Regions from separate parts of the Homo sapiens genome. Here region 2 is linked to region 1. Evidence: chromatin contacts called from ENCODE Hi-C or POLR2A ChIA-PET data. All regions are on one chromosome and are shown on one strand. The core of a region is the stretch at or near the end of the contact, and the rest is flanking DNA. Distances in the headings are between cores, read along the strand shown. Region 1 holds the start of MATN1-AS1 (MATN1 antisense RNA 1). Region 2 overlaps SDC3 (syndecan 3).

Evidence for each region. Hi-C counts contacts between places; a loop is a spot of excess contacts on that map. ChIA-PET counts read pairs that join two places held with the same protein, here RNA polymerase II (POLR2A). Pooled maps may share reads with other maps.
Region 2: a map of pancreas shows a loop between it and region 1 (2.5-fold over the local background). The contact joins the enhancer-like site here to the promoter of MATN1-AS1 in region 1. A Hi-C loop is called at or near these places in 1 of 168 maps with a recorded cell type or tissue (pancreas) and 10 of 50 pooled maps. POLR2A ChIA-PET finds 5 or more read pairs at or near these places in 1 of 52 experiments (K562).

Annotation. Positions count from the first base shown.
Region 1 is chr1:30,717,461-30,720,160 of GRCh38, reverse strand. It overlaps MATN1-AS1 (MATN1 antisense RNA 1), which reads right to left and starts at 1,389. Exons shown (of 4, transcript NR_034182.1): 1 at 596-1,389. MATN1 (matrilin 1) reads left to right here. Exons shown (of 8, transcript NM_002379.3): 3 at 1,204-1,426. RefSeq lists silencers at 777-866, 1,427-1,946, 1,987-2,166 and enhancers at 524-1,099, 1,197-1,366.
Region 2 is chr1:30,884,281-30,887,355 of GRCh38, reverse strand. All of the region lies in intron 1 of SDC3 (syndecan 3), which reads left to right. Among named protein-coding and RNA genes, the nearest start is that of SDC3, 23 kb to the left of the region's middle. RefSeq lists an enhancer at 1,080-1,580. Within about 2 kb of position 1,660, at least 3 of the 41 ENCODE cell types and tissues checked have a DNase peak (open chromatin) inside an H3K27ac peak, as active enhancers do.

The DNA of each region.
Region 1 (2,700 bases), core at 140-2,639:
TGGGTTGCAGGGAGGGGAGTAGGGACTCGAGGAGGCAGTGGGCCTCGGGATGGCAGCGAATAGTCACAGCTAGATTTTCAGAGCCAGGAGCCCAGGCCCCTGGAGAGGAAGAGATTGTACAAAGTCACTCCCCAGGTAGCCCAGGGTAATGATGGTAAAAATAATAGTTGCCCCTTCTGGCTTCTAACCAGGAGTCATCTCACTCAACCTCACCACAACCCTTTTTACAGTTGAAGACACTGAGGCTCAGGAAGGTGACCTGTAGCTTGTGGAGCTGCATTTCTAAACACGGCCTGTCTCAACTGCCTGTCATCAGGACAGGGTGTCAGGACCTGGGGCTAAGGATGGGACCCAGGAATCAGAAACAGACCCAAGTCAGAAGCAGAGAAGCAGCAAAGCGGGACTGGATGCCTAACCCAGACTGGGCAGAGCTGGGAGCGCCCTAGCCTCAGGGCGGGTGCAGACAGGGGGTCACGAAGCCGGATCTCAGTGACAGAGTCCGCCACCTCTTTCTTTCCAGGGTACAGACCAGAGGAGCCTAGTGGGAGGGGAGCAGGCAGATTCTTTCCCTCTCTGGCAGGGGCATGTATCATACCGGGGAGTGGAGGAGGATAAGGGCGGCATCTTTCTTGGGTTGGTCCCTTGGGCATCCACATGGGAGTGGCCCTCCGTCGGTTCCCTGGTCCAGGGTCCCCGGTCTTACCGGGACAAGGACAGCAAGACGGGAGACGGCAGCCCCATCCCTTAGCTTCGGCTGCCATCTGGTGGCCAAAGCGCAGAACTGCACCATGTGGAACCACCGGATCCCCCCACCCAGCCCCGGCCGGGCCTCCCGGGGGCACGAGGGGCGTGGCACGACTCCCACAGCCATCAGCCTGAGGACCCTGCCCTCAGCCGCCTCAGTCTGAGGGGAAGGCATGGCCCTGACCTTAGAGACCCCAATTTGGCGATGGGGCATCACATCCCTCCGGGCATCTCAGAGCTGCCTGCCCGAGGGAGGCGAAGCAGATGGAAAGCCCCCCAGCCACGTCTCTCAGTCAGAGGAAACGGGTCTCCTCTTCGGCCAGCCGGGTCCTCTTCCCCCGGGTGCCGCCTGGCTGTGCGACCCGGCAGTCCTCCCGCCTCTCCGGGCCTCAGCCTCCTCTCCTGGACAGTCCCGTGGGCTTCCGGGAGCCCGGTGTCACACCGCCCCGCGTGTCGCAGGTGGTCATCGTGGTGACAGACGGGAGGCCCCAGGACAGCGTGCAGGACGTGTCTGCGCGGGCCCGGGCCAGCGGCGTCGAGCTGTTCGCCATCGGAGTGGGCAGCGTGGACAAGGCCACGCTGCGGCAGATCGCCAGCGAGCCGCAGGACGAACACGTCGATTACGTGGAGAGCTACAGCGTCATCGAGAAGCTGTCCAGGAAGTTCCAGGAGGCCTTCTGCGGTGCGCGGGCAGGCGGGGGCGGAGCCAGGGCAGGGGCGGAGAAGGGGAGAGCGGCGGGGCGGGGCCAGGGCTGGAGGCGGGACCGAGGCTGAGGCGCAGACGGAGCCAGCGCCGGCGCAGGGCAGGGGCGGGGCCGGGGGGGGGGCAGAGGCGGAGACGGGAGAGAGATAGAATGTCAGTGCCGGGGCGGGGCCGGGGAGGAGCCGGGGGCGGAGGCGGAGACGGAGAGAGTCAGCGCCGGGGCGGGGCAAGGGTGGGGCCAGGGCAGGGGCGGAGACGGAGAGAGCGGCGGGGCGGGGCCAGAGCAGGCAGGGGGCGGGGCCAGGGCAGGGGCGAAGACGGAGACAGTCAGTGCCAGGGCGGGACCGGGGCGGAGGCGGAGAGAGTCGGCTCCAGGGGCAGGGCCAGGGCTGAGCGGGACGAGGCCGTGGCAGGCGCAGAGACTGAGAGTCCGCGCTGAGGCGGGCCAAGGCTAGGGGCGGAGCCAGCGCTAAAGTGAAGACAGAAAAAGTCAGCGTCGGGGGGCGGGGCCACATCAGAGGGCGGGGCCTGGCTGGGGCGGTAGCCTATAAAACGGCGGGAACTGAGTTACACGGCAACATCAGGGCGGGGCCAGGGCTAGGGACACGGCTTAGGTGGATTGGGGGTGGAACCTGGATTAGACTGAGGTGGTGCCAGCACCAGGGGTGGGGCCGTAGCTGGGGCGGAGCCTGATAACGGAGGAGGGTCTCCAGCCCCAGGTTAAGGGAGTTGGGGAGAGGCGATGTTAAGAGTCCTTTTATGGCCGGGCGCGGTGGCTCACGCCTGTAATCCCAGCACTTTGAGAGGCCGAGGCGGGCGGATCACGAAGTCAGGAGATCGAGACCATCCTGGCCAACATGGTGAAACCGGTCTCTACTAAAAATACAAAAAATTAGCCGGGCGTTGTTGCGGGCGCCTGTAGTCCCAGCTACTCGGGAGGCTGCGCCAGGAAAACGGCGTGAACCCGGGAAGCGGAGCTTGCAGTGAGCCGAGATCGTGCCACTGCACTCCAGCCTGGGCGACAGAGCGAGACGACTCCGTCTCAAAAAAAAAACAAAACAAAAAAAAAAACCGCACACACAAAAAACAACAGAGCCCTTTTATGTGGCAGAATCCTGGCAGGGACCAAGGAGGGCCCAGAGCTCAGGAAGGAGAGCTCCCAGAAAACCTACACATGTTTCTGTGTCGTGAGTTTTGGGTGCCAGAGTTTTCTGTGATGCGGGAGAGTCTGAGAGGCCTGGGCACTGGCAGGA
Region 2 (3,075 bases), core at 411-2,910, 170 kb before region 1:
AGTTTGGGAGTGGGAAGCCAGGGCGGGAACACCTAACTCCACACCAGGTTGTTCCTCGGAGACTCCTGGGCCCCAGGAGCGGGCAACCCTTGCCGTGTTTGCTGGCAGTGACCGTCATGGAGCCTGGAGACAGACTCCTAGAGGCACCTGCTGGTGAGTCATGGTGGGGGCAGGGGGTGCCTACCTGAGCTGGGCCACCTGTCGTGTGAGTGCGCCTTGTCCTCCATTTCTACTCACTCCCAGGCTTTCAGGCTGTCTCTGTGCAGGGAGCTGAGTGTGAGGTGGTGCTGGTCTCTGACATTTGCCCTGCTTTTGAGAGCCTTCTGGTAGGGGAAACTGATTAGGGCTAGGAGCAGGTGTGCTCTGCAATCCAAAGGGCATGGTCTTTGGGGTTCAGCTAATCTTGGGTTCAAATCCTGGCCCATTGCTGTGTGACTTTGAGCCAGTTGCTTCACCTCTCTGAATTTTAGTTTGCCCATCTGTGAAATGGGAATGGCAATCCCTTTCTGGTCAAGTGAGAAGAGAAATGAGGCAATGTGCATATAAGGAACCTGGCACTTAGTGAGGGCTCCCTCCGTCGGGGCTGTGATCATTTTCATAAGGGATGGAATGGCCCAGCCTTTTCCAGAAAAGTGCTCAGTGGAAGGAGTCTTGAATCACAAACTGGCATTCCCTGCAGGCATTCTCAGGGGTTCAGGAGTTCACTGAACACAGGATTTAGACTCAACAAGGCCAGAATTCAACTCCTGTGTGACCCCACTGGTGGCTTAACAGGCTCAGTCTCCTCATCTATAAATGGAGACCATATTATCTGCTTCCCAGGGCAGCTGAGTGGTTTCACTGAGATCCAGTGGAAGGGCCTGTTAGAGTGATGGGAGCATGGTTGGTGGGCCTTCTCCCTTAGTAAATGACAACACAGTGGAGGTACTGAGTCCCCAAGAAAGGACTTCCTAATTTGGACCAGGGAGGTGGTTGGCGTGCGTATGTGACATTCAAGCAGGCTGACAAAGGAGGCATTGTGTGAGCTGAGCCAGCTTTGTGGGGACATATCTAGTGCCTAGGATGGTGCTTGGCACACAGTAGGAGCTTAATAACCATTGGTTTTACTGATTAACCAGCTGAGTAGGTGCTGGCCAGGCAGAGATGGTGGGGAAAGGTATTCCAGGAAGCAGGAACAGGCCTGAAGGAGCCCGTGTTCCCAGAACTGTAAATAGTTTTGTGTGGGAGGAGTATGGGGGTGGGCAGCTGGGAGTGGGGTGTGGGGGGTGCTGCTGGGTCTGGAAACGGGGCCTCAGTGGGTGGTCCTGCTCTCAGGCACGAGCTTGGGGACAGGCATCAATGAGCAGTGTGAGTCAGGGTGGCCAAGAGTGACGTGAGAGGGCAGGTGGCTGGGATTGATGGGGCGGTGACGGAGGCGTCCCAGCCCTGGGTTGAGGAGGGGGCCTGGCTTTCCCAGGGTTGCATTGTCAGCTTCTGTCTAGGCACAGGGGACAGAGTGGGCTGCTGTAGGGCAGCCAGTCTGCACCTCAACAGAGACTGGCCAGCCCGGCTGAGCCAGGAACAGGGCTGATGGGAGAAGGCGGGCGGGTGGGTGTCTGGGCACCACAGGCCAAGGTGGCCGCCAGACAGGCTGATGCCAGGGGAGGGAGCCAGGTCCTGCCAAGCCAGCCTGTCTGTGGTGAGACTCGGTTGGGCCGTGGGCCCTGCCAGCTCCCTCAGAGGCTTTTGTGTTCATTTCCTTTCCACCCCCCTTTTCAGTTTCCTCGTAAGGTCCCTCACGAACAGTCTCAATGGGGTCTCAGCAGAACCAGGGGACCCGGAAGTTTCACAGACCAGAGAACACCAGGGATGGAGACTCAGGGAGGATGTGCGCTCTCTAATAACAAAAGTGCTATGGGTTTATCGGAGAAATTGTGGAAAATACAGAAAGGTCCTGAGAAGAAATTAAAGCTGCCTGTAATCCCACCACCCAGAGAGAGCCTCTGGGAACCTTTAGTTATAATGCAGCATTTGGAAATTCACTTTGATAGTGAGTTCATTAAAACAGGATCAAGTTCTACATATTTTTTGTAACCTATTTTTTAAACATAATGATGATACTCATATTAATAGCCAGCATTTACTGAGCAATTTGTTAATGGGTGAACATGCCCAGCCTCCTTCTGTAAACCCCACGAGGTGGGCATTCTTATCTTTGTTTTACCAGTTAAAGCAGCCTGAGAGAGTTAAATATCTGCCCAAAGTCACATCGGAATTGAGAGAGCCATCTGCATATTCCTATCAACAGCTATACTGTCTTGTCTTCTGATGATCAATATGTGCATTTTCCTACATCCTTCAATATTCCTTGTAGCAAGTAAAAAAAAGCCTTCTATGACACATTTATGTCTTTTAATAACCTCATTAGACAGTGTAGATTTGTGAGAACTCAATTGTTGATAGCTGCGTAATATTCCATGTTATGGTTGTACCCTCATTTATTTAACTCGTCCCCTGTCGTTCAGTATGTGGGTTATTTCCATTTTTTCCCTCTCGTAAATTACATTGTCCTGGATCTCCTTGACCTAAGGATCAAATTCTTGGGAGTCCAGAGTGTCAGAATCAGAAAGGCCCTTAGACCACCATGCTTGGTTTTCCATTTTGCAAATGGGGCAAAGGAAAGGCAGAGAAGGGGGAAGAGGATTTGTCCACGGTCTTGGAGGCTGTGGGCGCCTGAGCCAGGGCTGCTACCTGCTCTCCTGTTGGGGCTGGGGTGGGGATGTGGGTGGAGGCAGGTGCCACAGTGGGAAAAAGGGCATCCTGGGGGGATGGTGGGAACACAGGGCTGGGTAGAGGGCAGACTGGAGGTGACAGGAGAGATACAGGCTTGGGGTAGGGAGGGCTCTGCTGCCATGATATCTTTGCAGAGGAGTTGACTGGGATGGGACAGGCCCAAAGGGAACATTTCCTGCCCTCTGAGCTGCCTTTGTAGATGGGAGTAGGGGGTGGGGATAGGTTTGGTTTGTGAGAGGCTTGAGTGTGTGAGTTGGGGCGAGTGGGAGGGTGTGTGTCTGGGCTTGGTGGATTTTTCTTGGG